Linked DNA regions of Homo sapiens: region 1 is linked to region 2. Evidence: chromatin loops called from intact Hi-C (ENCODE). Cell type or tissue: K562. All regions are shown on one strand. Each heading gives the region's core, and the rest is flanking DNA. Links, peaks and the distances in the headings are about the cores only.

Region 1 (16,196 bases), core at 4,324-12,323, 75 kb before region 2:
ATCTCACTAGTAATTTGACACTGATCCCATGTTGAAATCATCACGTGAAATACAATGTTATTGCAATGAGTTTCATCTGCATCTTTTTAATGTGGCCACTAGACAATGAAAAGCACATCTTCGGCTCATGCTGTGTTTCTATTGGACGGCCCTGGCCCAGGGCAGCAGTTCTCAGCCGGCTGTACTTTAGCATCACCTGCAGAGCCCTAGAGAAGCACAGAGGCACCAGGCTCAGCCAAACCAGCACGGCCTGCATCCCCGGGGTGAGGCCAGGGGGTCTGTAGTTTCCACCATCTTTCCAGGGGGCTGGCAGGGCTGAGGCGGTGGAGGAGGGGACGGCTCAGCCATGGGGCCTCTCAGGTGCACAGGAATCGGTGGCATCAGGTTGAATGCGGTGCTGGTGCTGGAGGGCTGGGCCCGGCTTGCCGCTGGGCGTTTCTAACAAGCTCCCCAAACCAGATGATGCAGACGCTGAGGGTCCTTGGACCTCACTTTGAGAAGCAAGGCTCCCACGCACTTTTTAGGTGTAATGGTCTAAAATTCTGTCTTCCTTAATTTCTTGAGAGTTTGACTCTTAGATGTCAGCAGTAAAGCTATGGGCCATTGGTATATGATTCTAGCCCCAAACCAATCAGTTCCCTCCACTGTCTGCAGTTGGTACCAGGTTATCTGGGAAAAAGCCACAGACAACCATCCAGTCCCCTTCATGTACAGGCCAGAGGTTGATAGGAGGGGCTTCCTTACCAAATACTGTGGTCATATCGTCATCCATATTTTTAAAACTTGACTAACTTGACGGCAGTCCAGAACTTGAACCTAGGGGGAAATAAAAGCCCTATAGTTTAACAATGTTCATTGAATTTGCATTTGCTTCTCTTTAAATGGATACCGTTTTGTGGGTGCCCACCAGCCCCCTCTAGAGGAAGGAGCCTGTCACGCGTATCCATATAGAAGACCACCTAAACAGGCTTTGTGTAAGCAACAAGGCTGTTTATTCACTTGGGTGCAAGTGGGCTGAGTCCGAAAAGAGAGTCAGCGAAGGAAGATAGGAGAGAGGCAGCTTTATAGGACTTGGGTAGGCAGTGGAAAGTTAGAGTTGAAGGTAGTTATCTGTTGTCAGCAGGAGAGGGGGGTCACAAGGTGCATGGTGGGGAGATCATGAGATCCATTGTCCAGGAGAAGAATGTCACAGGGTCGATTGATCAGTTAGGGTAGGGCAGGAACAAGTCATAATGTTGGAATGTCGTAAGGTTGGTTAATCAGTTAAGGCAGAAACTGACTGTTTCACTTCTTTTGTGGTTTCTTGGCTGCTCCAGGCTTCTTGGCTCCTGCTGGGCATCTGGATATATACGTGCAGGTCACAGGGGTTACAATGGCTTAGCTCCAGCTCAGAGGCCTGACAGAGCCCTGCCTGAGTTCCAGTCCCTCCTGCAGGCCATGAGAGATGGCCCTGGGAAAGTTCTTTGGGATTTGGGCTTCTTGTCTGGAAAATGGGGGGAAATGTTCATCCTCGGGGTGGCTGTGAGGATGGAGGACAATTGCCCAGGAGCTCTGAGCTAAGCCTGCCCTCCTGGTCCCTGGTCCCTTGAGAGGCCGAGACAACATCCTGGTCCCAAGGATGTCTAGGCTTACCCAGCTGTTTTGAGGTAAGCAAAGTAAGAGGGCACATCTCCTTTTGTGAAAGCAACACTTTGACCTCTTTCATGACAGCACCCGCAATGCATGCACCTGTGTCAGAGGCGTTTGAACCAGAGCCACTCCATCTTGAGTAGGGGCTCGGTAAAATAAGGCTGAGACCTGCTGGAGTGCATTCCCAGGAGGTTAGACATTCTAAGTCACAGGATGAGGCAGGAGGTCAGCACAAGATACAGGTCATAAAACCTTGCCGATAAAACAGGTTGCAGTAAAGAAGATGGCCAAAACCCACCCAAACCAAGATGGCAACAAGTGTGACCTCTGGACGTCCTCACTGCTACATGCCAACCAGCGCTATGACAGTTTATAAATGCCATGGCAATGTCAGGAAGTTACCCTATATGGTCTAAAAAGGGGAGGCATGAATCATCCACCCCTTCTTCAGCATATCATCAATAAATAACCATAAAAATGGGCAACCAGCAGCCCTTGGGGCTACTTTGTCTATAGAATAGCCATTCTTTTATTCCTGTACTTTCCTAATAAACTTGCTTTCACCTTATGGATTTGCCTTGAATTCTTTCTTGCGTGAGATCCAAGAACCCTCCCTTGGGGTCTGGATTGAGACCACTTTCTTGTAAAATCTTTCCGGTGAACCATGGAAGAGATGATACTAAAGAGACCCCCAACCCAAAGGAAATAGACTGCACACTGATTGGCTGACCTTGTAAGTCATTTGCATTTACCCGGGTGAAGGGTGGGATTGGGTTAGAGGCCCAACTTAAGGGAGTTAGAGTCTCTCCTAAGACAGAGTGGGTTAAAGGCAACTCTTAATAAAAGGCAAGAAAGCTTGACTGAACTTGGGTTCAAGGCCCAACTTAGGAGGGTTAGAGTCCTTCCTAAGATTTAGGGGGTTAGAGGCCCCTCTCAGTAAGGTCCCTCTCAGCTAAGAACATGTTTGGCACTAAGGGATGTTAACTGCTATTCTCTTTGGATTAATCTGCCTTGCACTCTTTGCTGATGGCTATGGGTGACAGAATCATGGGACATGGGGGGCTTTTTGCTCCCTAAAGGGGGAAACTTGAGAGCTGATGGGACTGCTGGAAAAGATCCCTTTGCTACTGACAAGCGGCTGCCCGAACTTTTCAGTGTCACTACAATGGCTGGGTCTTTCTCTGGCCTCCTTGAGCTCTTCACCTTCCCCACCCTGCCACAGGCACTGCTTTCTCTCTCTTTCCTTTTCCTTTCTTATCTTTTCTATTACTCAGGGCGACCATCTTGCCCAGAGACCACAAGTTGAAACTCCCGGTTGGGGGTTGGATTAAAAGTGATGGGGCCCTGAAACCCCGTCTCTACTAAAAATACAAAAAAAAAAAAATTAGCCGGGCGTGATGGCGGGCGCCTGTAGTCCCAGCTACTCTGGAGGCTGAGGCAGGAGAATGGCGTGAACCCGGGAGGCGGAGCTTGCAGTGAGCCGAGATCACACCACTGCACTCCAGTCTGGGCGACAGAGTGAGACTCCGTCTCAAAAAAAACAAAAAACAAAAAACAAAAAAGTGATGGGGCCCAACCGGGGGCAAGCTTGAGCTTTGCCAGTTTGATATTGAGTGCTAAGCATAGTGGCTAATGTCCATGTTTTGTCATGTATTTTGCTCTGGCCAGAACAGAAAAAGATTATTTTCCTTTGTGTCGCGGCTTTGTCCCCAGGGCTGTGGAGCAGCGAGCCAGGTCACTAGGGCCATTCAGGGAAAGGGAACCCACCAGCCTGGCATGCCAGCAAAAGGGAAAGGATTTCTTACCAGTCAGACTTCTGGCCTCTCTCGTTCTCTCTGTGCAAACCATTCTCTCTCTCTGTGCCCGTTGAATGAATGGTAAAAATCAGTTTATCTCTTTCTATAAAGTTTTGATTAATAGGAAAAGGGATTCGTAAGGCTAGTCTTAAGCTGTAGTAAATCTGGTGTGCTTTGCATATTTTTCTGTATTGTTCTGTCATAAAGAGGGGTAACTTAGGATAGAATGCAGGCTTAGGACCCCATAAGCCTGCTGTTCAAAATGGCCTTGCAAACTGGTCAGTAACAAACTTTGCTGCAGGTCCCTGAGGAAAAAAAAAAACTGAATAAAGTTTTCCTCTCATCTTGTTTCATGTCCTTGGGAGCTTGACCTTGTAACCATATGGCGGTACTTTCTCTTGGTCTCTGTCATCTGGAGAATAGGAATTTTGGAGTTCATGTAAGTTAGCCCTAAAAATCATCTCAAGCAGTTAAAAGCCTTCACAAGCTCAAAATCTGCTGCTCTGGGCTCCTTCTGATAAGAGCAATGGAGACTGCCCAAGGCTGTATGTAGGTCAGTAGCTAAGGCTTTCTCTCTTCACAGTGGCGGCCCAGGTTCAGGGCTCAATTCCTGTCTTAAAAAATAAGTCCTTTCTGGTTTAATATCTGTGTAAACATTTGTTAATTCTCTTCCCCTCCACAAATGGTTTTAAATTTTCCTTTCTCTAAGCTCCTGGGAGTTTACCTTTGGTAAAGTTCAAAAGCCAGAAATACTGGCCGTTTGGCCTGGCTAAAGTTGGGTAATAAGAAATTTAAAAGGTTTTTTTTTTTTTTTTGAGCTCAGTTGGGCGTGGTGGCTCACGCCTGTAATCCCAGCACTTTGGGAGGCTGAGGCGGGCGGATCATCTGAGGTCGGGAGTTCAAGACCAGCCTGACCAACATGGTGAAGCCCCTGTCTCTACTAAAAGTACAAAATTAGCCAGGTGTGGTGGTGCATGCCTGTAATCCCAGCTACTCGGGAGGCTGAGGCAGGAGAATTCTTGAACCCAGGAGGCAGAGGTTGCGGTAAGCTGAGATCACGTCATTGCACTCCACCCTGGGCAACAAGAGCGATATGCCATATCAAAAAAAAAAAAAAAAAAAAAAAGAAAGAAAAGAAAAAAAAGAAAAAAAGAAAAATAAAGAGCTCTGTGGTTAAAAATCAGCTTAATTAAAAGCAGATATTCAATTTCTAACCTGCTGGAACTCCTTGGGAAAAACAGAGGAGGCACCACAAACCCCATTTTGGAAAAATTCTGTTTTTCTCATAAAACCCCAGGAATTAAGAATGGATACGTCCCTCTCAAAATCTAAGGCTCTATTCTATTTTACTTTGTGTTATCTGACATTTATGACTTTTGGGGGTATCAAAAATTACTTCACATTATAAAAAAGCTTTGGTGTATAATAACTAGGTAAAAAATGTAATTTTATGAATGGCTAATGGCAGTTATGGGGGGATATGCTGCTCTTTGCACATTTGGATCAGAGAAGCATGCTCTTGGCCACCTAAAAGTTATGGAAATGTGTCCCCTAACACACACACTAAGAGATAAGACTCCCATGGGGGAAACGCTGATCACAGAATGGGCTAATGCTCTCTTTTTAGAATCCAAAATCTGATATAAAAATGAGACCTTTAATTTTGGGGGATTTGTTTTGTCTTCCAGCTGTGCCTGCTTATTAGGCTGTAGAAACTGTTTTCCCAGCCCCATTTCTCCAAGGGCTCCACCCTGAAGCCAGTAATCAAATTAAAAAATTGGCAAATGAAAAATCTTACATGCACTAAATATTGGTATGTGTTCCAAAATTATGGAAAACTCTTATAATTCTAATAGGACTTCGTGTACATTATCAGTAATAATTATAATTGTTGTGTTATTGTGTGACGCTGAGGTAAAAAATTTGTTAATTGTGGTTTTGACCATGGCTACCCTAAGACTTTGCCATCCACAAACAATTGTCTTGTGCTAATCTCCTTCAAAAGGTGGTTTTATAATCAACTATAGGACTTTAACAGGTATGCTTAAATGCAGGTTTCTAATAACTTTGGAGATTGTAACATTAGAATAGAGGAAAAAAATTTTCAGCACTCATGGACAGCTAAAATGTTCATAAATATCAAACCAGAGTTATGCATGGACCAAACTAATAGAAGTCTAAAGTAGTCTTTTATCCCTTGTTTTGTTTTTCGGAGTCAAGGAAACTTTTCTTTTAAGCTATTTACAGCTTTTAACAATTAAGTCTACTCCTGTGAACAAAAGTTGAAGCATATTTGCCTCTCTCTACCTGATTTCTTCAGAATTTGGAAACTATTTGTAAGTATTCTTATGGCAATACAGTTATTTGCATAAGTGAAATAAAAATCTGCTTTCTTTTGCAACAGGACACAATTAAAGAAACTGGTTATTTTACCAAGGATTTCACTGGAGTGATGTGCTTTCCTTTAAGGAATCAAGCTTAATTTACAGAGCCAATGAAAACCCTTTGGGGGCTGGGCACAGTGGCTCATGCCTGTAGTCCCAGCATTTTGGGAGGCTGAGGTGGGCAAATCACATGAGGTCAAGAGTTCAAGACTAGCCTGGCCAACATGGTGAAACCCTGTCTCTACTAAAAATACAAAAATTAGTTGGGTGTGGTGGCATGTGACTGTAATCTCGGCTACTTGGGAGGCTGGGGCATGAGAATCACTTGAACCTGGGAGGTGGAGGCTTCAGTGAGCCAAGATTTTGCCACTGCACACCAGCCTGGGCAACCGAGCAAGACTCTTGTCTTAAAAGAAAAAAAATCCCCTTGGTAAAACTGGCCTCATACCTTGTCTACATAGTCCCTGTACAGGGTTCCTGACCTGTGTTAAGTAAAAAATGTCACTTTCTGACAGGCCCAGGAGCCCCAAGTTATCTTAAAACCTCAAAAGAAAAAAATTCACCCAACTCATATAGGTATTTGAGGATACAAACCCATGTCTGAACTCTGCTTTTAAAAAAACTGTCTTAACTGAGATTCCTTCTATGGAACAAAATTCCATCAAAGCCAATTTTAAAAGCCTGTGTGAATAATAATTATTCTTGCTGCACTTTATACAAATAATCAGGCCAAGTATAATAAAGCAAATCAGTCATACCACAATTTGTCTTTGGTAAAAATGGGAGATGGGAAAGAAAAAACATTATGTTTCAAGAACTATGGTGTACCTGTTATTAAATTCTAGTCTCATCAGTTGTTTTTAAGTTTTTTTCCTGCAATTTAGACTAACTTTTCTTATTCCTGTGAACCAACCAGTGATCTATGACTGCTGCTCAGAAGAAACAAGATGTATGGGTAATGTAAAAGTCTAAATCAATATTCTAATTTTGGGCATGTATTAAAATCAGCTAGCAATCCCATATCAGCTCAGTTTCAACAATTGCCCATTTCATAAAATGCCTTCTAATTTAGTTTACTTGGGATAATTTTACTTATTTTGCTTTACTGTTGTAAAACATATTGCCATTGTACTCTTTGTGTAAAAAGCAGAATAAGCTTACCAAATGTTCTCTTAAATTAAACACTTATTAATCTTCCAGATATCACCTTTTGCTGGAACTCAAAAGTTATGAATGGCCCTTGCCACACCAATGCTTTCTAATTAAACTCCTCTCTACCCTGAATGCAAGAAACTCAATAGTTAGGAATATCATTGCCCCTGTTCAGCCTAAAAAAATTACAAAAGATGGTCTTTGACCCTCTACAACTCTTAGGATTAAGGGTTCTCCTATAAAAGAGAGGGAGGGAAATGTCAGAGGTGTTTGAACCAGAGTAACTCCATCTTGAGTAAGGGCTTGGTAAAATAAGGCTGAGACCTGCTGGAGTGCATTCCCAGTAGATTAGAAATTCTAAGTCACGGGATGAGATAGGAGGTCAGCACAAGATCCAGGTTGTAAGGACATTACTGATAAAACAGGTTGTAGCAAAGAAGATGGCCAAAACCCACCAAAACCAAGATGGTGACGAGTGTGACCTCTGGTCATCCTTACTGCTACACTCCCACCAGCACCATGACAGTTCACGAATGCCATGGCAACATAAGAAAGTTACCACATATGGTCTAAAAAGGGGAGGTTTGAATAATCCACCCCTCCACCCCTTGTTTAGTATATAATCAAGAAATAACCATAAAAATGGGCAACCAGGAGCCCTTGGGGCTGCCCTGTCTATGGAATAGCCATTTGTTTATTCCTTTATTTTCCTAATAAACTTGCTTTCACTTTACTCTACGGATTTGCCTCAAATTCTTTCTTGCATGAGATCCAAGAACTCTCTTGTGGGGTCTGGATTAGGACGCCTTTCCGGTAAGACCTGGAAGCTTAGAAACATGTTCTGGGGAAATGGGAAACAGTTTGCAATGCTATGGCTGCATCATGAAGACCTGGCTTCATGGCTCTGTTTTAGGAGGGGCAGGACTCAGAGAGACGGGCCACCCCCTTTCTCCTCCTTCGTAAGCAAAGTGATTTCAGGGTGGCCCCATTTGCAGATAAGAGGTGGAGTCATGTGGGTGAAATGCTGATGTCTGGAATGTGGGTTATTCACAGGACCTGTGGCCTCCTGACCTGTAGCCTCAGCTGCCTGGCTGATAGCAGCTGACCCTGCTGAGTGACTCCGACAGTGAATGGTGATTCTGAGCACTTCTTTCTCCTTGTTAGCCCCCAAACAATGGTTCCTTCCTTCTGCCATTCACAGTTTTTCTTTATTGGAGGTGTGGTGTCTCAGTGTCCTGGGGCATTGCTTAGGCTCAAGGTCAAGGTCAAGGTCAGTCTCTTCCTCCAGCCCCGAGGTTGGGCTCAGCAGGGCCATGCACCTTCCCTTTCCTAGTGCACAGAGCTTTCCAGTGGTGTCTTCTAGGATCTGAAGTTCCAACACTAAACCAGTGACAAAGCTGATTTCCAAATGGCTTTAATGACAGACAATCTACACACCAATCAACTAGTCTGAGCACATGAAGGCTCAGAACAATGAGGACAAATATGCAAAAAGGTCTGAGATGTGATGACAATTGCTTCCCAGTATGCTGACCTTCAGTAAATGAAACAAAGTATGGTTCTCTTTGGATGAGACATTAATGATCATTAAGAATGGGTACGGCTGCATCGTGCAAGTGCTTTGTTAAAAATATTCTTTTCATTTTGTGTCTGTCCCGTAATTATAATGGAAGTATTGTGCAAGTCAGCCAGTAAGCATGTGCAGTAAAATATTTGGGTTTTATAACATCAGTGTGGTTTTTGAAGTTCATTGTCAAGTGGAGTGGCTTTGCCATATCCTTCATGTGTCACCTCTGACTTCAGCCTCACGGTTTAAGATGAACCATGATGTTCATCTTAATGATGAATGCTGTGTAATCATGATGTTAAATATGAGTTATAAATTTCTCTTCAAAGAATTAATATGACAGTATGTTCAATTCTTTGCCTTCTACTTTTAAACTTAACTTCCTTGTAAAGCAACCTTTTCTGATTATCTACTCCACCCTGACTCATTCTCCACCTTGACTCATTCTGATTACCTACTCCATCCTGACTCATTCTCCACCCTGACTCATTCTGATTACTTACTCCACCCTGACTCATTTTCCACCCTGACTCATTCCGATTACCTGCTCCACCCTGACTCATTCTCCACCTTGACTCATTTCATAACCGTTTTTCCCTCCAAACAACTCACCCTGTCACTCTCTTTAAATTACTCAATCAGAATTAGTTTAGCCTGTACGGTCTAACCCTAGCCAATAGGGGAATGACAAAGCAGTAGGGACCATGTGCATAAGGAAAAATAACCCCTTTCCCTCCTTTGTCCAGGTGTGCACTCACCAGTCCTCCATCTGTAAGGGCATACCCTTCTATAGAAGTACCTTGCCCTGCTGAGAATTAAAAAGAAAATTTTATATTCGAGTGCTATTTCTTTTGTGGCACCGAAACTTTACTTATAACAATTTGGGGGCTCATCCGGGATTACATTCCCCTCCGGGGGTGGTCTCTGGTTCTCTCTTGTGAGGAGGTGCACCCCACCCCACTGTGGCGGCCTCAGGGGTGAGAAATCAAGACCCACCCAGTGTGAAGAATAACCTGAGCTCTCAGCTACATGGAAAGAAACTGGCTAGCAACCTAGCTTAAAGCATCCTCCATAAGGGCCACACAAGTGTGTGCATGGACCGAGGAAAAGACACCATGGGAGCCGGTAAAGTATTTCCTTGGTGGTTGGGAGCAAGGTAAGAAAGCCGTGGCAGGGGGTGGTGAAGTACTCCTTGGTCAGGGTGGCTTAGAGGTTAAAAAGAGGTGAGACATCCCCATTGGCAGGGACTGAACCTCACACAAACCTCCAGTAATAGAAAAGGCAAGTATGTTCCAGTGGTGGAAATTGAACCTCACCCCGAAAGGCAAGAAATTTCCAGTGGGGGGAATTGAGCCTCACCCCAAAAGGTGAGAAATTTCCAGTAAGGGAAATTGAACCTTGAACTCTACCCCAAAACCATCAAGATGGGAAATACCCCAAGCAAGACAGGGAGCAAGAAGGATAAAGATGGTAACAAAGATATCCCCCCAGATAGCCCCCTAGGTCTCATGCTAAAATACTGGAAAGATAATGAAAGGATAATGAAAGGATTAAACATAGGAAAAAGCAACAAATGATAAAATATTGCTGTTTTATTTGGACTCAGGGACCCATCCTCAGACCCTCAATCTTCTGGCCAAGGTTTGGATCAAATGAGGGTGTAATGTGTCAGCTTCTAATCTGATACATTAATGATAAAAGTCCAGTGTCCCAAGAAGAACTAGGCTATGCCCTTTGTTGGAGGGAAGGACCTGCCCTTCTTTTTCCCTTAAAAACAGATAGGGAAGAACCCAATCTAGCACATCAAAATTAAAAGTCAGAGGAGCCAGCTCTCATGCCTAAAGACTCCAGTGCATGGGATCCCCTAGACTATCTTCCCCCATTCAGTGTCCTCAGTCTTTCCCCTCAGACAGCCATTGCCGCCTCAGATCCCTTTCCAAATTTCCCCTCTACTCACGTTGTCCCTCCTCCTTATAACCCTGACTCTTGGGAATTACTGTCCCACCAGCCTGTTCCCTCCCAACCTAAATATCCCTCTCCAAAAGGACTCTAGTGTGAGGTAGAACAATGTAAAAAAGATATTCAGAATTTCCCATTTCTCTCTGTACCTAAGAGGTCAGCCCTGACCCTCTTCCCTTTGAAAGAGGTACCACGAGGTGGGGAGGGCCATTGGCTTTGTAAATGCTCCCTTAACCAGTTCAGAAGTCTGGAATTTTAAAAAGGAGCTTAAACCACTACTAGATGACCCTTATGGAGTGGCAGACCAAACTGACCAATTCTTAGGACCTCAGTTATACACTTGGGTGGAGTTAATGTCCATCTTGGGCATCCTCTTTTCAGGGGAAGAAAGGAGTATGATTCACAGGGCTGCTATGGTAGTTTAGGAATGTGAGCACCCTCCTGGTGAAAACTTTCCTACCGCAGACCAGAAATTCCCTGCCCCTCGAGACCCCCAGTGGGACAATAACGATGCAGGTCACTGGGAAAATATGCAGGAACTAAGGGAGATGATAATAAAAGGAATTTGGGAATCAGTACCCTGAACCCAAAATCTTTCTAAAGCATTTGTTATACAACAGGAAAAGGATGAAGGGCCTATGAGATTCCTAGACAGACTGAGGGAGCAAATGAGGCAATATGCAGGCCTCAATTTGGATGATCCCTTTGGGCAAGGAATGTTGAAATTCCAGTTTGTCACTAAAAGTTGGCCAGACACTTCAAAAAAGTTGCAAAAGATAGACAATTGGGAAGACCGTCTGCTAAGTGAGCTCCTCAGGGAAGCTCAGAAAGTATATGTGAAAAGGGATGAAGAAAAACAGAAACAAAAGACAAAACTTATGTTTTCCACCTTCCAACAGATGGCTCCAAACCCAGGTACTTCTAGACAGAGTTTCCAGGGAGCCAGAAACTATAAAGGGTCTAAACCCTATTTTAAAGGACCCAGCCTCCATCTGGAGGACCAAGGTCCAAGTTTACCAGGCCCCCTAAAGAGTATGGGGGAGCAAAGTTAAAGAATCCCAGAACTAAGAGGAAGGAAGGACAAGATAAGTGCTATAGATGTGGAAGAACAGGCCACTTCAAGAGAGGATGTCCTGAACTAAGAAAGGAGAAAGAAGCCCTTCCACTCATGACTTTCAAGGAAGAATAAGGGAGTCAGGGGCTCTGTCTCTTTTATCTTGAGTCCCACCAGGAGCCCCTGATAAATTTGGAGGTGGGACCTAAACATGAGCTTATCACTTTTTTAGTTGATTCAGGGGCTGCTCACTCCTCTGTTTGTTTCCCCTCGTCTAATGTTGTCTCCTCCTCAGAGGAACTTTTAGTCTCCAGGGTAAAAGGGGAAGGGTTTAGAGCAAACATTTTAGAAAGCACAGAAGTTAGATACGAGGATCACTCAGCTCATATTCAGTTCTTGTTAATCCTTGAAGCAGGAACTAATTTACTGGGGAGGGATTTAATGTTAAAGTTGGGCATAGGTCTACAAGTCAGCCCAAGAGGATTCCTCACTTCATGAAACCTACCCACCAATGCGGATGAAAAATATATTAATCCTAATGTCTGCCCAAAGAAGGAAACTGAGGGAAACTCCAAGTCCCTCTGATCCACATCATGCTAAAAACCCCGGGAGAAGTAGTAAGAAGGAAGCAATACCCTATTCCCCTAGAAGGTAGGATAGGGTTGAAACCTATAATCAAAGGCCTTATTAAGGACAGGTTTCTCAAGCCCCGTATGTCTCCATATAACACCCCAATACTGCCAGTCAAGAACAGACGGGTCATACCGGCTAGTACAGGACCTTAGAGCTATCAACCAAATAGTCCAGACTACCCACCCCATTGTCCCCAGTCCTTACACCATTCTTAGCAAGATTCCATATAATCATCAATGGTTTACTGTAATAGATTTGAAGGATGCTTTTTGGGCATGTCCCCTGGCTGAAGACAGCTGATATATTTTGAATGGGAGGATCCCCACTCAGGGCGGAAACAACAATATCAATGGATGGTCTTGCCTCAAGGGTTCACAGATTCCCCTAATCTTTTTGGCCAAATTTTAGAACAAGTACTAGAAAAAGTTGTCATCCCAGAACAAATATGCCTTCTTCAGTACGTGGATGACATTCTTATACCTGGTGAAGATACAGAGAAGGTAACTGACTTCTCTACACATATTCTTAACCATCTGCAGTTTGAGGGGCTACAAGTCTCAAAAAGAAAGCTTCAGTATGTAGAGCCCGAAGTTAAATATTTAGGCCACTTGGTAAGTGCAGACAAGTGAAGAATAGGGCCTGAATGAATCGAGGGAATCATGTCCCTACCCTTGCCTCAAACTACCAAGAATGAAAAACTTGCCCAGCAGAAGCCTAACCATCTCCTGTGGACTTCTGAGGAAGTTTATCAAGTTGAGGAGCTGAAGAAAAGGCTCATAGCTACCCCTGCTTTAGCCTTACCCTCCCTAGAAAAGCCATTCCACCTTTTTGTTAATGTGGACAGTGGGGTAGCTTTAGGAGGCTGACTCAAGAACACGGAGGCCACCAGCAGCCTGTAGCCTTCCTATCAAAGGTCTTAGACCCAGTCACTTGTGGATGGCCTCAATGCATCCAGTCTGTCATGGTTACAGCAATACTAGTCGAGGAAAGCAGAAAGTTAACCTTTGGAGGAAAATTGACAGTAAGCATGCCTCACCGAGTTAGAACTATCTTAAACCAGAGAGCACGGAGATGGCTTACTGACTCAAGAATCTTAAAGTATGAGGACATTCTGTTAGAAAAGGATGATTTAACATTGACCACTGATAATTCACTCAATCCAGCAGGTTTCCTAACAGGGAATCCAAATCTAAGGAGGGAACACACATGTTTAGATTTTTTAGACCAGACATAGGAGAAACCCCCTTCTGGACTGGACAGCACTTATTCATAGATGGTTCCTCCTGGGTGATTGAGGAAAAAAGACAAAATGGGTATTCAGTGATTGATGGAGAAACTCTTACAGAAATAGAATCAGGAAAATTGCCCAACAGTTGGTCTGCTCAAACGTGTGAGCTGTTTGCACTCAGCCAATCCTTAAAGTAACAGAACCAGGAAGGAACCATCTATACAGATTCCAGGTATGCCTTTGGAGTGGCCCATACATTTGGGAACATTTGGACTGGACGAGGTCTCATTAATAGTAAAGGTCAAGGCCTTGTTCACAAGGAGCTGATCACTCAAGTATTGAATAATCTTCAGTTGCCGGAAGAAATAGCTATTGTCCATGTTCCCAGCCACCAGAAAAGCCTTTCTTCTGAAAGTCGAAGAAATAACCTAGCAGATCAGGTAGCTAAGCAGGCTGCTGTGTCTTCTGAAATGCGTATTTTTCACTTAACTCCCTGTCTCCCTCCTCTTACAGTAATCCCCATTTTCTCTTCCACTGAAAAAGAAAAACTAATAAAAATAGGCGCTAAAGAGAATTCAGAAGGAAAATGGGTACTGCCAGACCAGAGAGAAATGTTGAATAAACCCCTTATGAAGGAAGTCTTACCCCAACTACATCAGGGGATCCATTGGGGGCCCCAAGCCATGTGTGATGCAGTTCTCAGAGTTTATGGTTGTATAGGGACTTTGTATGTCTGCAAGGGGACAGAGATGGGGGAGAAATTAAAATACGGACTGGGTATTAGCTGCTATAAGGATTTTTGTTAATTTTGTTAGTGTGATTATGTCATTGTGGATACATTAAAAACAGTGCTTTAATCTGTTAGCAAGAAAACATTTTACATGAGGTGATAAGACACCTGGGGCAGTGCTAAAATATTCCTGATAATGACAAAAGTGTGTGTGTGTAGAAAAAGCAAGATGGAAAAATGTGCACAATTACTGAAACTGAAGGATGAATATGTGGGTGTTCATGGTATTCTTCCTTGACTTCCTGCAAGTTAGAACATTTCCATAAAGTAACAAAAAGTTAAAATATATAATGTATGTATGGAGTTCTGAAATTATAAATGGCTTCAAATACAGAAAAACTTCTTAAATTCCTCCATTGCCCAAGGAATAAATGTCCAGTGGTAAAAAATTCAGGGAGATAGGCAAGGATGATGTCTTCATCTATTTGTTCTGCTATAACAAAAATACCTGAGACTGGGTAATTTTAAAAGGACATAAATTTATTTCACATACTTCTGGAGGCTGGGAAGTCCAAGATCAAGCCACTGGCTTGTTTGGTGTCTTGCAAAGGCTGCTCTAAGCATCCACGATGGCGCCTTGTTGCTGAGTTCTCTGGAGAGGAGGAACCCTGTGTCCTCACATGGTGAAAGTCAAGAGAGCCAAATGCTGCACAAAGCCTCTTTCATAAGGGCCTTAATCCCATTCATGAGGGAGCACCCTTTTGACCAATCACCTCTTAAAGGTCCCACCTCTTAATGTTATCACTATCAGTTTAAATACCTGAATTTTTGAGGGGACACATTCAAACCACAGCAGAGAAGGACTCATGGGAGAAGAGACTGTCACCTGCCTGATTCAGACCCATGGTTTTCTGTTTGCCCAACCATCTACTTGGGACTCTACCTGAATTCATTCTTATTGGCCAGGTCTTCACTTCTTGCCAGCAGCACAGCAGGAGGACAAAGCAGAGGGTCCCGTCTCCTTGGCTCACTGCTGTGCTCCCTCCAGCTGAGGGAGAAGGACCTTATAAAAGTCTTAAGTGTCCCAGCCTTGGTCTCCAGGACAGTGTGGAATGTCAGGACCTGTGACATCATGACCAGGAAGGGAGCTGCTGGCATCTTGCCTGGGCTGAGCAGAGTTTCTATCCAGTCTATGACTGGGTAGGAGGGAGGAGGTTGGTGGGAGTCTTAAGGTAACAGAGATCCTCTCTCCCATTGCTTTTTATGGTGACTTCCTCCATCCTGAGGACTCTGAAGACTGAAGGGGTAGACACTAATTAGAACTCTAAGTGCCAGTAGCCAAAAGCCAACAAAATCTGCTCCCATGGAAAGAGGTGTATTTGAAGGATGCTGGAGAGGTCATTGAGTTACAGAGCAAGTGCCAGAACCAACAGATCCAGAGGGTCTAATCACCTCTTAAAGGCCCCTTGAGGAACAGAGCCTTGAAGAACAGAGGCCCGTGGCCCCATGTCCCTTTCCACTCTCTCCCACCCTCAAAGTTCCAGGGTGGTGAAGAACAGGAGACAGATGACCCAGGTTTCAGCATCCTTTCCCTCAAACCTTCTTTCTCAGCATCAGTCCCAATCTCCCCTTGGCAGTGAGACTTTCATCACAAGAGGAGAACATGGCTGCATTTCCATGTTATCATCCTCCCAGCTTGATTTCCTAGACTTTCTAGAGCTTTCTTCATCAGCACAGTGACAAACCCCAAAGGAGTCACTCTGGTTGACCCCCCTGGATCCTATCTCACCCCTGGACTGACTCCTATGTCCAGGGCTCAGAGTGGGGCACCTGGTTTAGACTGGGCCAGGAGTGGGGTCCCGGGTGAACAGCCCTCAAATCTCAGCTCCATGGTAGAGAGGGAGAAAGAAGTGGTCCTGAATGTACAACCGTGCCTCCTGAGACCAGGTCAGGACCCTAAGGATGGCTTGACCACCAGGGATCTTTGACCCTATTTTTTTATTGCTGATATGGGGGTTTGAAAAGACTTTCTCACTTTAAACATTATTTTTCACCTCGGAATTC
Region 2 (16,196 bases), core at 4,132-12,131:
ATTTAGAAGGGTGAAGTGGCTCTTTCTGTAGGCCCAGGCCAGCTCTGGCCTTTCTCTTGTAGCCAATGAGCTGTGGTAGAGACACCTGTCCCCAGGAAGCAGCTCACTCCTGTCCTACAACCCTGAGGCGGGCAGGGCAGGCACTACCGCCCAGCTGTCCTAGTCCTGATGTGAGTCAGTGACCTAGAATCCGGAGCCTTCCCAACAGCCAGTGGAAACATCCTGTCACATGTGGTTTTTATTTCAGAACTCGGGCTTGTGGTGCTGCCCTGCACCCTGAGACACCCTTGCTGTGGTCGGATTCGTGGAAGCACACTGGCTTACCCAAGTACCTCAGTCGATTGCTCAGCAGCTCTTACTTGTGATCAGAGCTGATGGGGTGAGCAACTTATTCTTGGGGAGAATTAGCTCCTGGAAGGTCTGGCTTGGGGCTGGTGCCGCATCCCATGGCCTCAGCTTGAGGATGGAGGAAGGGGTCAGCTGGGGAGTGTGGAGGGATGGGGAGCTGTTCCCAAGCTTCACACCACTGCTCACCACTGGGCAATCCAGTGAGCTTCCATGGATCTGACCACACTTATGGGGTCTCAGGGCACAGGACTCTGCACCGAAAGCCCAAGGTTTGAAATGAAAATAACATGTCCTCCACTCCTCCAGGGGAATGTGTGTAGAACAACCTGGGACCAGCCAGAGAAACATGGTGGGCGGGTTCCTGGCTTGGTGCCCCTTTCCCACTCCTCTCCCAATAATCTGGTCCTGTGAGGATGCCCCACACTCCTGACCACCTCAGGCCTGCACCCTCGTCTGAGCTAACCCTCATCTGAGCTGTTGGGCCTTGCTGGAGAGATGGGGGCTGAGCAAGCACAGGCCTGCTGGGGCCTCTGGATCCTCTCACTGTGGTGATGGCCAGGCCACCTCCTGCAGGAACTGCTGGTGTCTCCTCCATGACCAGAGGCCACCACTGGGGATGCCCAGGCCTCCCTGTCACATCCTCCCCACTTCTGGTGCAAACTCTCTGAGAGACACATGCAGGACAGTGCTTGGACCCAGGCCCACACTAGCTTCCTACCAGTCACTGCACCCCAAATCAACTCATCCACTCAGCCACAGGTGGGGCAACTGCACCCCAGCCCAGGGGGGTTCCTGACGGGGAGAGTGAGTGCATGTGTGTGAAGAGTGGCAGGTCCTGCAGACCGAGAGAGTCTAGAACATCCTCTTGCGGGAGGAATGGCCTAGAGTCAGGGGAGGTGACAGCATTCCCCTGGTACCTCCTCAAGCCATCATGTCTGCCTTACAAGCTCTGGAGGGTTGAATACTCCTCATGCCCCATGCGCAGGATCATGCAGAAGCTCAGAATGTGCCCTTATTTGGAAATAGGGTCTTATACATGTGCTTAGCTAAGGATCTTGAGATGAAACCATCTTAGATGTAGGGCGGACCCTAGTCTAATGGCTGGTGTTCCCATAAGAAGAGGGGATGACACCACAGGAGGAGGCCATGAAGTCAGAGGCTGAGATTGAAGGGACACAGCCACAGGCCACAGAACTCCTGGGGACACCAGACCCCAGCAGAGGCCAGGAAGGACCATCCCTGGAGCCCGTGGAGGGAGTGCAGCCATGCAATGCCTTCACACAGACTCTGATGTTCAGAATCCTGAGGAAAAAACTGCTTTGTTACAGCAGCTCTGGGACGGTAAAAGACAAGCCAAGGCAGAAACAAGGGGGAAGAGATAGAAACAGAGAGAGAAAGAAAGGAGAGAGAAATGAAGAGAGAAGAGAGAGAGAGAAACAGAGAGAGAGAGGAGAGGGAGGAGAGAGGGTGGGAGAGGGAGGCACAGAGAGAGATACAGAGACAGACACAGAGAAAGAGAGGAGAGAGACAGAGAGAGAGGAGAGGGAGGAGAGAGTAACAGAGAAGAGAGAGAGAGGAAATAGAGAGAGAGAAAGAGAGAGAAGAAAGGATGGGAGAGGAGAGAGGGAAGAGGAGGAGGGAGTCCTCTCTCCCGGCAGTGTGTGTACAGGGCAGGGGGCGGCTGGAATCAGGAGGTGCTCGTGCTCCCTGCTCGTACCTCCATGAGCCAGGGTCCTCACTAAGGTATCTGCATGGGACACGGTGCTGCCTAATCGCGTCCAACAATCTGTTCCATGAAACTGCTTTGCCTCTGAATAGCGAGTCACAATATTGAGTCACAATTTGTATTAAAGTTGTGATATTTGATTTCACAATATTTGAAAGTCTATAAACTCCTCCTTAGAGTTGATTGAGGTTTTCCCCACCGTAAGCCTCTAGCTCCAATGCTGTGCTCATCACATCCTAGAAGTGACTTTATAGGTGGGAAAAGAAAAGAGAAAAACTGGGAAGAATGGCTTTTTCTGGAAGCAGTCCCCGAGCCTGTGCAACCTCCTGTTGCCCTGAGCCAGGAGGAGGCGGGCTCCACCACGTGGGGCGACGTGGACAAGGACTCCTGCTACTGCCAGAGGAGCCCATGAGAGAGGAGCAGCTCTCAGGGTCCAAGGATGGGTTGCAGGGTGTTTAAAGTAATTTTTAAACTGTTGGTTTTATTAATATCAAGTGGCATTTTAATATGACTGAAACCGTTAGTGAAAAGGTACCATGCTTATAATTGATCACAAAATCCCTTGTGTGGGCTATCTCATGCCTTAATTCTTCTCCTGGACAAGCTTGTCGTGGTCTATTCCTCTTTGTCTCTCCCACTTAACTTCAACAAAGGAACCGGAGGTGATCCTTTCCCCTGGAAGTCCTCTCTGTACGCCCAACTCCTGGCTAGACTCAGACGTGGAGTGGAAAAAATATCTGTTAAATTGGATGGAATAAACATCAAAAATCAGACATAAGTCATAATTAAAAAAAACAATATAATACCAGGTGTGGTAGCTCATGCCTATAATCCTAGCACTTTGGGAGGCTGAGGCGGGAGGATCACTAGAGCTCAGGAGTTGGAGGCTGTAGTGAGCTATGATCGTGGCACCGCACTCCAGCCTGGACAACAGAGTGAGATCTCACCTCAAAAAATTAATTAATCAATTAATTAAATTAAAAATAATCTAGTAAAACAATGAGGAATCAATTGCAGAATGTAAAAGGATTATGGTAAAAATTATTAAGAGACTAAGTGGTTCTAAGCATACATGTAAAAATAGACTCCATAAAGGACCAAAGAGACATTAAAGGAAAATTTTAATTGCCTAAATTATATTTATAAACAAACACACTGGAGGAGTAATGACAGATGACAGTATAATAACACATGAAGAATGCTTATGGAGCAACAAAAGACAAATATACTGTAGGAAAATGAGCAAAGGACAGGAACAGATAATACACAAAAAGCATAGAAAATAAATATCCTATAAGCCTATGGAAAACATTTTTTCTCACAAATAATCAAACAAATGAAAATAGTATATCTTCCCCAAATGAGGTACCAAATATCAGACAATTCTCACATGTTGTTGGTGAGAGTACGATTCATGTCCAGGGAATGTGCAACTCACAAGACCTTCTGGAGAACAGTTTGTCAGTATCTCTAAAGTCTGGCTCATGACATCTACTTCTAGGAACTTATCCTAAGGAGTTACATAGATGTTTACACAGATTTGTCTATTGTTATCTCAATAAGATTTTTTAAGTCTGTGAGAAGTTGAAAACAACCTATATATTCACTCATAAAATACATAAAACATAAACGATGGTACCTCCATAAGATGAAGACTGTAACAATTTTAGAAAATCTATATTTTAATCCTTATAAACAGATATTTATTTGTATGGGAAATATTAATAATATGAGTAATAAAAGGCAGATTACAAAACTGTATATAGCATGATTCTATGTTTATGTAGAAATTCTGTACACCTATGCAAAGTATTAACGACCATCTTATCTGTGTAGATAGGGTTATGAATGCTTTTATTTTCTACTTGGGCTTCACTGTATTTTTCACTTTTTAACTTATAAATGGACAAAGACTATTACTTATAAATAGTTCAGAACTATTATTAAAAATTAAGCTGTGATAGTGTAGTGGTAAATGAAATAGTAAATACAGTTACTATATTTTAATGATATTTAGGGAGGTGACTGAACTAATATTGAAAATGTCCAAAAACACTTTTGTTGACACACTAGTGAGCACATATTTTTTGCAAAGCAGCTTCATAGGGTACGCTGTGGTCAGATTCGACTCCCACATTCCCCAGAATGAACAGTGGCCTGGCTTGAACACTCCCCCTGCCATTCTTTCACCTCTCCGCAGAAGACACGCTTATCAGGTGATTTAGAGCTCTGCCAATTTGGGTGATTTTGAACAAAGATTATTCTCTTTGCTTACGTTATTCAGATGATTGATTAACTTCAAATTCTAACATAATTATCTCTCGACTACTTAATTTTCTAGAATAGGGTCTCTCGACGGATGACCTTTCAGCTGGAGAATTCTGTCGTGGGGCCGTCCTGTGCCCTGGCGGGCACTCAGCAGCCTCCCTGGCGTCTATTCGATGTCAGGAGCCCCTCCGCCCTCATTGTGGCAACCAAAGATGCCTGCAGACATTGCCAAAGGTGTCCGGAGGGGAAAATCACACCCAGTTAAGAACCACTGCTCTAAAAGAAGCATTGTTTTTTGCAATTAGAGAAACAGACTTGTCCATTTCTTTACCTAATTTGCACTCCATTTTCAAAATTGCTCCTAATTTTGTAATACTTTTATGTTTAGGCATTTAATACCTGAAGCATTACATCAGTAGAATCAGATGGAGAGCTCCATGACCTCTTTGACAGAGTATTATTAAGAAATAAGTTTCAGCCTGCAATTATAAAATGGGGTAAAATTATTCACTTATGGTATTCAAAATGCAATTTTTTTTTGGTAAAAAGTATTCCAGCTAAATTTTAAAATGGTGACCTGGGTTTTTTTTTGTTTTGTTCTTTTTTTTGTTGTTTGTTTTTTGAGACGGAGTCTCGCTCTGTCACCCAGGCTGGAATGTGGCGGCACAATCTTGGCTCACTGCAAGCCCTGCCTCCCAGGTTCAAGGTATTCTCCTGCCTCAGCCTCCCAAGTAGCTGGGACTTCAGGCATGTGCCACCATACTAGGCTAATTTTTTTTTTTTTTTTTTTAGTAGCGATGGGGTTGCACTATGTTGGCCAGGCTGGTATTGAACTCCTGAGCTCAGGTGGACAACTTGGGTTTTCATACAGCCCAGAGGAACATCTCCTACTCTTGGTCTGAACTTGAACTGCAGCTGAAAGAATGGTTAAAAGAAGAATCTGAGAGTTGAGTAGTGAGGATCCGATGGGCAGCTAAGGACATTTCTGCTGGTGAGCACGAAAGTGCCCAAGGCAGGAGTCAGATAAACATCCTTAAGAGATACCAGATTATTCTTTTCTGTAAAGGTAACCCGCCCTGGTTTTTTTCCTGTCCACCCAATAAATTTGCAGCAGTCAGTGCACATGGAAAGGCCCTGCTGCAGCCTTGGTTCCCGCCTGGGAACACGCTCCTTTGCGGTGTCATGGTTTACTCTGGGTTTTGCTTTAATCGTTATCTTAGTCTATTTGTGTCTCTCTCTGACTTGTAGGTTTTAACATGTGCTGACTTAAAGGAAGACAACAGGCTGTAGACAAGGGGTTGCAGCTCCAGTGCTCTAAGGTCCAGTGAGGTGGGGAAGTGGGGGGAGTGGCCCAGGCGATTGGGAGGGTGGGGACTCATGGGGGCAGCTCTGGGGACAGTGGAATTCATGCACAAGTGCACATCCCATATGGACAGATGGCCCTATTTTTAAAGACAAGTCAGAAATTCATATTTTATGTGAACTTTTCCTATTTTTAAATGTGCCTAACCAATTTAAAAGAGATTTAAACCATTTTGCAGCTCAAACACATTTCTGCAAGCCAGGCACAGCCCCCACACCGGGTCGGAGGACCATCTGTTCATTAGGAAACCTGTGTGGAACCTGTTTCCACACCTGGTAATAACCCTTCAGATGAAAACACTTTGCATTTAGATGTGGTAAGCATCTTGCCAAACCCCACTTCTGAAAATTCTGTAAACTCTTCCCACCTGCCTAAAGATGCCCTGGTGTGGCGCTCACCAGCCTGTCTGGCAGATGAGATAATTAACTCGAGGAAGCCTCTGCATGCAGGTCTCCTGGGCTGAAAGAGCACTGTGGATGGAACGCATGGCCCCTCCCTGCACACATGAAAAGGTAAGCTTGCAGCTCCTGGGAAGCAGGTGGGCCTGGGCCTCATCTCAGCCTCAGGCGGTCCAGCTGGCTCTACTGGACATTGAAATCCCAGGGGCTCTGGGACTGGAGGGATCAGGGCAGATTTTCTGCAGGTGCATGCCAGCGTTCTCTATCTTCGTGTGATAGGAAATGGAAGGAGAAATGGAGGGCGGTTCTAACAACAGGCAGGAAGCCAAGGAAATGCTGCAGCTCAGATGGGATTTTTGCACGTCTCACTCCTCTCTTTACCTCTTTGCATTCGGAATTCCCAGAGACACTTGGCAAGGAAAACGGCACTTTTCAGCTAGCATTGATATCACTGTTGGGTGATTATTGATATTCATATGCAAACCTGGAGATCTTTAGAGAAGGAAACGAGTACATAAAATAATCCACAACTTGGAGCTCAGATGCAGATCAGCGCCAGACCTTGGCTGAGATGCACGGAACCGCATTTAGGTCGTGTTGGTGGTGAAGTGCCTCCATCTCCCGGCAAAACGCGGCTTCACTCTTCACGCTGAGAATTTTTGACTGAAATGTGTGGTCTTAACCAATTCTATTCAGTTTCATTTAACTTACTTTTGTCCATAAATGGGGTAGAAAAGCTCCCCCAAAAATGAATTTATAAAAGCTTCTGAGTATCTGACCTATTACATTTAGAAATAGAGTCACATTCGAAGACACTAAGGACTAAGGACTTCCACACATGAATTGGAGGGAATGCAATTCAACCCATAACAACGGTATAATTATTATTGGCATAGAAGAGAAACCTAATCCTTGCCCCATTGATCAGTCGCTCCAAAAAATTTTTGGAGCAGTGACAATTTGTCATTATTTATTTTTTATTTCCTAGCAACACTTCACAAAACACACCTGCAGGGCAGTTTGACCTATCAATAAAACTAATTGAAATTATCTGTGTCTTAGAAAATTTGCAGTGCTTATTTGAGATGACTTGGAGACAGGAACCACTCCAGCTCACCATGGAAATCCTACTGGATATCACTGGCCTGGAAACAGCTTAATGTTTCTGAGCAAGAAAACGGACGTGAACATTAGGTTTACACAGATTCCTTGAGGCTCCACCTTTGGAGAGGCTTGCATCTATCTAGGTCTAGAGAGAATTAAAATAGAAATGAGCTGAGACAGCCACGGGGCCCCTGTGATCTGGACAGCGCTGTGACTCCCATGTAGACAGCCCTAGGCAACCGTGTCCATACAGAGGAGAGACCCAAGGCTTGGGTCATCCATGAGTGATTGGCACTTCTGGTTTGGACCAAAAGCTGTAAGCACTGCTGCATCTAGGAGATATTCAGGCTGAGGTCTGACCTCCTGGGGCTCTCCCTGCACCCACGGCTGTCTGGTTGCACACTCTACAGATTCAGGGATTTGACGTCCAGAAATGAAGGTGCAGGACAGTGGTGGAGAATGTGGGCTGACTTCCCACATCCGTTTACCCACAGGGAGCCACATAAGCCAGTAGTTTTGGGCCCTGTGTGTGCGTGTGTGTGTGTTTGAGAACTTATGTATTCCTATGATCTTTTGTTTCAAGATAACCAAAGAAAAATGATTCCTTACCTGTTTCTTGTCACCAGCCTGTGGACAATCCATGACATTTTACCCTAGGTAGTTCCTTCTTTGCTAATTCTCCCTATCTTCCTAGAAAGGATAGTTCATTCACTCATTTGTCAAGTATTTATTGAGGTTTTCTGTATGCAAAGCATTATGACAGAAACTATGGATGTGAAAAGGGTGATTAAGTCATAGACCCTGCTTTTAATTAATCGATAATCTCCTAAAGGAAGTTACCCAAAAGACTATGAATACAAGCAAAAATTTACACCAAAAAAGGTGTGTTCTGCAGTTGCGTAAGATTCTATAAATATCAGTTAGATTGAGGTAGCCGATAGCGTTGTCCGGATTTTCCACGTCCTCACTGACTGTTCACCTAGTTGATCTACCAATTACTGTGAAAGAGACGTGAAAATCTCCAACTATAAATGTGAGTTCTTCTATTTCTTCCTTTAATTTTTTTAATGTTTGCTTCATGTATGTGGAAACTCTTCTTAAGCATCCGCACATTTATGACGGTCATGTCTTCTTGATAAGTGACTTTCACTGCTACGAAACATCTCTCTCTACGTCTGACAGTACTCATTGTCTTGTGGTCTATTATCTGAGCCACTGCAGATTTCTACCACCATCTGCAGGGTAGAGCTTTTAATGTCTTGTTACTACCAACCTAGTCATGTTTCTATACCTACAATGCATATATTGCAGACAGTGTGGACTTAGACTGGGCACTGGAAGCACCACTATGGGAATTTGGAAAATTGAAATTAGAGACCCTTTGATGAAAAGGCAGCATTTAAAGTCATTGGGATAGATGGGCTCGTGGCAGGTTGGAGAGTGCAGAAAGAAAAGTATTACAGGAAGGACCCTGGGGAGGTCCCAACATGTAAGAGATGGACGAATGCAGGGAATGCCACTGAAATCAGGGAGGCAAGAACATCAAGAAGAAAGAAGCGACTGATGGTGTAAAATACGTACAAGAGTTTCGGTAGAATGAGGACTTGGGAGAAAGTCAGTTTTGACACAGCTCATTGTTCCTAATCTATCATCTGAGCCACTCCGGATTTCTGATAGCATCCATATGGTCTATTTTTTAATATCTTTTAATTGTTCTACTAAGCTCTTTTTGCATTTTTTCCTGATTGCTATAAAGTTAGCAACATCAGTTTGTAATTTCCCACTGTCTACTTAGTTATTGTCGTGCCACTTTATGTAAAACATAAAACAACTTTACCATCACATATTTTTACTTATTTCTGGCAGTCATCCTATGGCCATGAGATAAATCAACCTTGGATGACATTAACCTTACAAGCAGAGGGAGAAATAGGTCTATCGGGGTCTACAGTAACCTAATGGAATGCTGAACCAACCCGAACTAAGTCTAGGCTTTTTTTTTTTTTAGACAGGGTCTCTCTCTGGGACTACAGGCGCGTGCCACTACACCCCGCTAATTTTTGTATTTTTTGTAGAGACGGGGTTTCACCATGTTGCCGAGGCTGATCTCAAACTCCTGGGCTCTAGCAATCTGCCCACCTTGGCCACCCAAAGTGCTGGGATTACAGGCGTGAGCTACCCCATCCAGCCAGTTTAGACTTCTTGTTGGTAAGATAATGAATATCTTATTGCTTAAACCACTTATAGTCAGGGTTTTTCACGATTTGCAGCCAACCTGCTGTAACTGACAGAAGCAGCCTCTTCTTCACTGCGGAGTCACTCAGTACTGAGAATACTAGACGTGCTGACTCAGACAGAGCAGAGTGAGGGGAGGGGCACATCTCAGGGAAAGCCTTGGGAAGGCAGACCACCGTGCTCAACGTGACCCCTCTTCTGCCTGGGACTCTTAGCACTTTGCACATAACGTTTAAGCATAACAGTATTTTTTCAGAGTATAAGATGCTCTTTTTCACCCTTTTTGCTCTAAATAGTTCAAGAGAAAATAGGCATACTTTTGCCCTGTAACACTTTGCTTCACATGATTTTGGAAGACAGCAGGGTACAAACAAGACTTGTCCTATTTAGTCTTTGTCCTAAAAGCCACAGGTGGGCCGGGCACGGTGGCTCATGCTTGTAACCCCAGCACTTTGGGAGGCCAAGGCGGGCAGATCACTTGAGTCCAGGAGTTCGAGACCAGCCTGGCCAACATGGCGAAACCCTGTCTCTACTAAAAAATACAAAAATTAGCCAGGTGTGGTGGTGGGTGCCTGTAATCCCAGCTACTTGGGAGGCTGAGGTAAGAGAATTGCTTGAACCTGGGAGGCAGAGGTTGCAGTGAGCCAAGATTGCATCACTGCACTCCAGCCTGGGCGACAGAGGGAGACTCCATCTAAGAAAAAAAAAAAAAAGCCACAGGTGAATGACTTTGACTTATTTGTCCTGTTGCTGAGCTCATCTGTTGTCTTGTCTGTGAGCATGCGGTCTGTAAGGTAAGTAAATACACCATCTTGTCTTATGTCTCACAACCCTTTACCAGCCTACGTTAAAAGAAAGGCATACTCCCTCCTCTTCCTCACTTCTCAGTCATGTCTCAACTCCGAGAAGTGTGACTTCTGATGCATCATGGAATGGAAACCACACTCTTTAAGAGCACTAATCACTTCTCAATTCACCAATCCAATTGGCTTCTCTTTCGAGTCCTTGTTCTGCTTAAACTCTTCTCCATATTTTACACCATCAGCCTCTCCTTTCTTCTCGATGTTCTCTCCTCCCTGATTTCCATGACATTCCCTGCGTTCGCCCATCTCTTACATGTTGGACCTCCCCTGGGTCCTTCCTATAATACTTTTCCTTCTGCACTCTCCACATCCCATAAGCCCATCTATCCCAATGACTTGAAATATGAATACCACCTTTTCATCAATGGGTCTCTCATTTCAATTTTCCAAATTCCCATCGTGGCGTTTCCAACTCCCAATCAAACATCTTCGTTTGTTTACCCTGAGAGACTTCAAGCATAATATGTCCCAAGCTGAATGTTTGTTTGGGGACACATTATCTATTCCCTCTCCTGCTCTCCTTCCCAAATCTGTTTTTCCTCCCCAGTTCCCTCTCCTCTTACCTACTTGTCCAAACTCGAAATTCATAACTATAAATGTCTACTCTCTTTATTCCCCAAATCCACCTGCTCACTGAGGCCTTTTGATTCTGTTTATGATATTGTCCCACACTTTGCATCATTGGTCATGGGGCACACGGGGACCTGGGCTGGGCTTGAGGAGAGGAGGGTTAAGCCCTGGGGGTTGGGGCAGTGGCACACTTGCCTCTCTCCACAGTGGCCAGGAGACTTGGTCCCCAGGATGAGAAGGAACCATGTCTGTGCCCAATCCAGGTGGAATATGTCATCTGAGGCTGCCTTTCCACCCAGAGGGTCAGAAGTGGCCTGGGGCTCTGTCACCCGAGGGTGTGGTTGAACACTGAACATCCGGGGGATCAGTCCCTGTTTGCCTGGACACCTGAAGTGGCTGAATCCATTCAGAGTCCAGGTCCACAGGGGAAGTGAGGCTGCGGCTGGGACCCATCCAGCCTGGCGTTAGGCACTCAGCAAACTAGAGGAGGGGCTGGCACTAGCAGGGTTCATCAGGCTTTAGCATCAGTGCCTTTTCCTTTAAAGAAAGGTCACGTGGAACTCACCCTCAGCAGATAAGACAGGCCCCGAGGATGAAATGGGTGTAGAGCTCATGCCCCCTTGGCAATCTGACGCACCCTGACACAGAACAGGCGGTCGGTGAGTGCATGCTAAAGGCCATGACTGAGGGTGGTGTCCTACGCTGCCAATGTGCCTGCAGCCAAACAGTCCCTCCTCTAGTTTCCAGAACTTTCCAGTAAAATATACATGGGCCTCCAAGGAGGCACAGTGGTGAAAATGTTCTCTTACATGACTGCACAGTCAGCAGTGTTCGTGACTGTATACATCTGTTGAAACTCATCAATTTATGTTCTTAAAGTTGGTATGTGTATGTAAATGATATGTCAGTCAAATTGATCCCCCCCAGAATAAAAGAGCCTGGTGTTTATGACATTTGGAAGCTGAAAAGAAGTAAACATTTTAATACTTTTAATTAGCAACAGTAAAAACACGGGAAAAAAAGTCTTAATGGCTGTAAACAAATATGACTGAGTTGTCATGAAGTGTGGGATTCACACCCTATCTCCCTTCCTTCTGCTCCACGTTCAAATGACAGTATTGAACATATTGAAAGTATTGTCACCTAAATCTTGACCAAGTCCGCCCCCTTTGGCATCTCCGCTGTGGCTTCCCTGTGAGGACACAACCCCCTGCGTGGCCTCCCTTGGTCCCTCTCTGTTGCGCTGCTCTCCAGCGCACTGTCCCACGCCCTGAGTGTGTAGCGTCTGGAGGACGCGTGTGTCCCTGGGGTTTCTGTGCTCGTCATGGATGACAGCACAGAGTCCATGTCACGTGAAGACCCATGTTCAGCCTCTTCCTGCCCTCCAGGCCCATCCTCTGCACACACCCTCCCCTGGGGAAGGCCCTGAGGCTCTGGGGCCAGATGGCTGGGCAGTGAATCATCTTGTGGCCTCAATATCTCGTCTGCAAAACGGGTACCATGGTGATAAGTGACAGCAGCAACAACAACAACAAGAAAAACACACCAGGGTTTCAGGAGGGCCACGTGAATTAATATGAGCATGTTCAATTTACAGTAGTGCCTGCATCTTCTATGAGCTCAATATTGTGGGCCAGTGTTGTTTCTCATGATTTCTTGCCTCACAGCTTAAACTTCAGCAATTATAGAAATACTTGTTTGCTCCAGCACACACATACAAACACACATACACACCATGCACACACACACCACACACACACCATACACACATACACACCATGCATGTGGACACGCACACACATGCACATACACATACATGTGCACACACATATGTCACATATACACACATACACAGCACGCAGACGCACACACACCATACACATACACACACATATACATGGCATGCACATAGACACACATGCACATACACCATATACTCGTGTACACATGCAATACATATACACACATACGCAGCACGCACGTGCACACACACCACACACATACACACACATACACATCATGCGCATAGACACACACACATACACCACGTACACATGTACACACACACTACATATACACACATACGCAGCACACACACACACACACCATGAACATACACACACATATACACATCATGTGCATAGACACACACGCACATACACCACATACACGTGTACACATGCACCACATATACACACATATGCAGCATGCACACACACATACCCCCAGCCTCACCTCTGCTCCTCTGTCCCCTGGCCAGATACTGCCCTCTTGGCTGCCTGAGTCCTGGGTGCTCACAGCTCAGGACTCCTTCACAAGATGCTCCTCTGCCTCTCTCCGAGCTGAGTTAGGGACCCCTCTGTGCTCCGGGAATAAAGTGGGTCTGCTCTGCGTGGCCCCCGCACACTGGATAAAATGATGCGTGTTGACGGAATCCTGGCACTTGGAGGGGGGCGTGCATGCAGGTCCTGGAGAGGCAGGGGCACAGTCTGCGTCCTCGGCAGGGGGCCCCTCTATGAACAAACGTGGGCTCTGTTACACTCCCGGGGCCCCCTCTATGAACAAACGTGGGCTCTGTTACACTCCCGGGGCCCCCTCTATGAACAAACGTGGGCTCTGTTACACTCCCGGGGCCCCCTCTATGAACAAACGTGGGCTCTGTTACACTCCCGGGGCCCCCTCTATGAACAAACGTGGGCTCTGTTACACTCCCGGGGCCCCCTCTATGAACAAACGTGGGCTCTGTTACACTCCCGGGGCCCCCACTATGAACAAACGTGGGCTCTGTTACACTCCCGGGGCCCCCTCTATGAACAAACGTGGGCTCTGTTACACTCCCGGGGCCCCCTCTATGAACAAACGTGGGTTCTGTTACACTCCCGGGGTGCCCCAGCACTCCCTGCATCTACATCTGCAGCCAGGCCAACCCCAGTAGGGCCTGCGAGGAGGGGCCATGCCAAAGGGACCATGTGACTCTTCCCATCTGCACGACGGGAGTGGGGAATCTTCATGGGGGTGGACAGTGAGGGCATGGGGTGATGGTGGGTGATGCTGAGCCAGGCTGAACCCATGGGTGTGTGTTCACTATGTGGGGATTGCAGAATCCGTGTTCTAGTTTAAGGCAGAAAGGGCTCTGGGGCTTGCTGGCTAAAACATGGGCCTAGGGGTGCCCCGTCCTAAATGAAGTCAGTGTGTAACCTGTCTTGGGATGCTGTGGAAGAAACTGCAGCTCACAGCAGTGAGGGGAGAGGATGCTGTGAAAGAAGCTGCAGCTCACAGCAGCAAGGGGAGAGTGGACCAGCAGAGAGGATTGCCATGCAAGACTTGCTTATCCTGGGAGAGTCTGGAAACCCTACCTGACTGTGATAGCAAACCTGGGAGGGGATCTACACCCTTGCAGAGCTCTTCTCTGCAGCCCAGACCTCACAGTCAGAGCCACAGCCACCGCCGGAAAGCTAAGGGCAGCGAGAACCATCAGAACATGGTTTCAAGGTGGGGTGGTGCCCACAGGCACAGCAGAGGCCAAGCAGCAGCCAGGGGAGGATGGCTCCCAGGGCCCCGTGGCCTTGGCTGGTGATGGTGGTGTTCCTAGAAGGGAAACGGAGGGAAGCCTACTCAATTCCTTCTTGATCTACATAAACAGAGAAGTTCTAGGCCAAGTGAATGAAAGCCTACTCTGAATCATAAAAGCAGAGTGTTGCTGCCCCTAAAACAATTCCCAAACAGACTTGAGCCAGCTGACAGATCCAGAGCCCTCAAAGAAGAAGCCCAAGGAAGGACCCCACTCTCTTCCCAGAGTTTGTATTGTTACTCTTTCTCCCAGACCCCCCAAAAGGGACAGCCTTTCACCCACGTCACTGTGCACGGGAAAGGAAATAATCAGAACTTTCCAGGGCTATTGGACTCTGGTTCTTAACTGACTCTGATTCCAGAAGGACCAAAATGTCTGTGGCCCCCAATCAGAGTAGGGGCTTATGGAGGTCAGGTGGTCACTGAAGCCTTAGCTCCAGTCTGTCTCCCAGCGGGCCCAGTAGATCCCCATCTTGTGGCTCCTTCCCCAGGTCTGGGGAGCATAAGTGAAACAGACACACTCAGCAGCCAACAGAACCCCCTCCTACCCCTGGCTGTTCCCAGCATAACGTAGTACACAAACTATGCTCTCAGAAGCACTGTGGAATAGAAGAGCCATCTAAAGAGTAATGATATTATTGAACACGGTGCGAGCACCAGGGGTCCGCTCACTGGGTTTGTGTTTGCAGCTGGTGGTGTGGTTCTGACTACCGGCCATGGCTCTGGCCCATCCTGCTGTCCTGCTCTTGCTCAACGGGACCACGTGCAACAGGGGCACCTCCTGGGCCTCTGCAGACTTGGTTCTGGTGGGACAGCTGTCCCATCATAAGCTGCAGCTGTCGCAGCTGCTCTCACTCCCACATCCCTGGCACATGACCCTTCCATTCATGTTTTAGGATTCTTCACTAAGACCCCAAACAGCCCCCGGTTAACTTAGGTCACCTTGGAACACTTGGTGCACTTTCTTCCTCAAGTATGTGTTGAGAGAAGATTCAGAGACATGACTTCATTGGTGCTTCCGTTTTCTCTATTTACTGGGTCTCTTTGTTTTGATGTGGGGGTGTCACCCCATATTTTTAGAACGAAGTCCACATGACAATGACTCACCCCTTTTAAGCTCCCCTTGTGGCAGCACAGGGCTCAGCCATCTTTTACTTCATCTCACTGCCTTAAGAGTAAGCAGAAATTTGAAACTGAAAGATGTTGATTATAACAGTTTATTTGCTATTTCCTTCTTGCTCCATAAAATGGAAACCACTGCATTGAATCTCTTTACTTGTCCAGTCACCTGTATTTATGCAACTGCATTTCATATCAAATATGAAATAAATGATCCAAGATGCCCCTAGATGATTCTACAGTCAAATTCAGAAATTATCTTGCTAACTCTTGCATTAAAATAAACTGAAGACCAGGAAGTAGTGAATTGCCTCAGATTACATAAAATATGACATAATATTATTAATTTTTAAGACACTTAATTTACACGAGAAATAAGAAAAGAAAAGTGAGAACTGAAAAGGGAAGTGCAAGGCACAATGGGAGTAAAACATGGGCTGGTGAGGGCACAGCCAGGCCACCTCGCCCACCCTCTAGTCCACAGCCCCGCAGGCTGGGCCACCTCGCCCACTGTCTTGTCCACAGCTCTGGCTCTGCACTCAGCATGCAGTAGGTCCTCAATCAGGACTCGTTAAATGATCACTAAGTAAACAGACAACAGAACACAAGCCCAGTCACCACTTTGGTTGCTT

What was found. Peaks named below come from ENCODE experiments on the same cell type or tissue, not always from the same donor. Only the 100,000 strongest peaks of a DNase experiment are listed, where the experiment ranks them.
Region 1: a loop joins it to region 2, with 2.1 times the contacts of the local background. A loop is called at or near these places in 1 of 110 quality-filtered maps.

Annotation. Positions count from the first base shown.
Region 1 is chr13:110,956,436-110,972,631 of GRCh38, forward strand. LINC00431 (long intergenic non-protein coding RNA 431) reads left to right here and starts at 9,592. Exons shown (of 2, transcript NR_126378.1): 1 at 9,592-9,684. LOC105370364 (a long non-coding RNA gene) reads right to left here and starts at 15,230. Exons shown (of 3, transcript XR_931732.3): 1 at 15,076-15,230; 2 at 745-816. RefSeq lists enhancers at 1-286, 552-1,751, 8,544-9,743 and a cis regulatory region at 831-1,394. In K562, for the core only: no CTCF peak of the experiment used is centred there; DNase peaks (open chromatin) are centred at 7,976 and 9,196; H3K4me3 peaks cover 3,051 bases.
Region 2 is chr13:111,031,499-111,047,694 of GRCh38, forward strand. No RefSeq gene overlaps it. Among named protein-coding and RNA genes, the nearest start is that of LINC00368, 56 kb to the right of the region's middle. RefSeq lists enhancers at 15,364-15,658, 15,442-15,611, 15,632-15,691. In K562, for the core only: a CTCF peak has its summit at 8,447 (motif pointing left); DNase peaks (open chromatin) are centred at 7,553 and 8,423.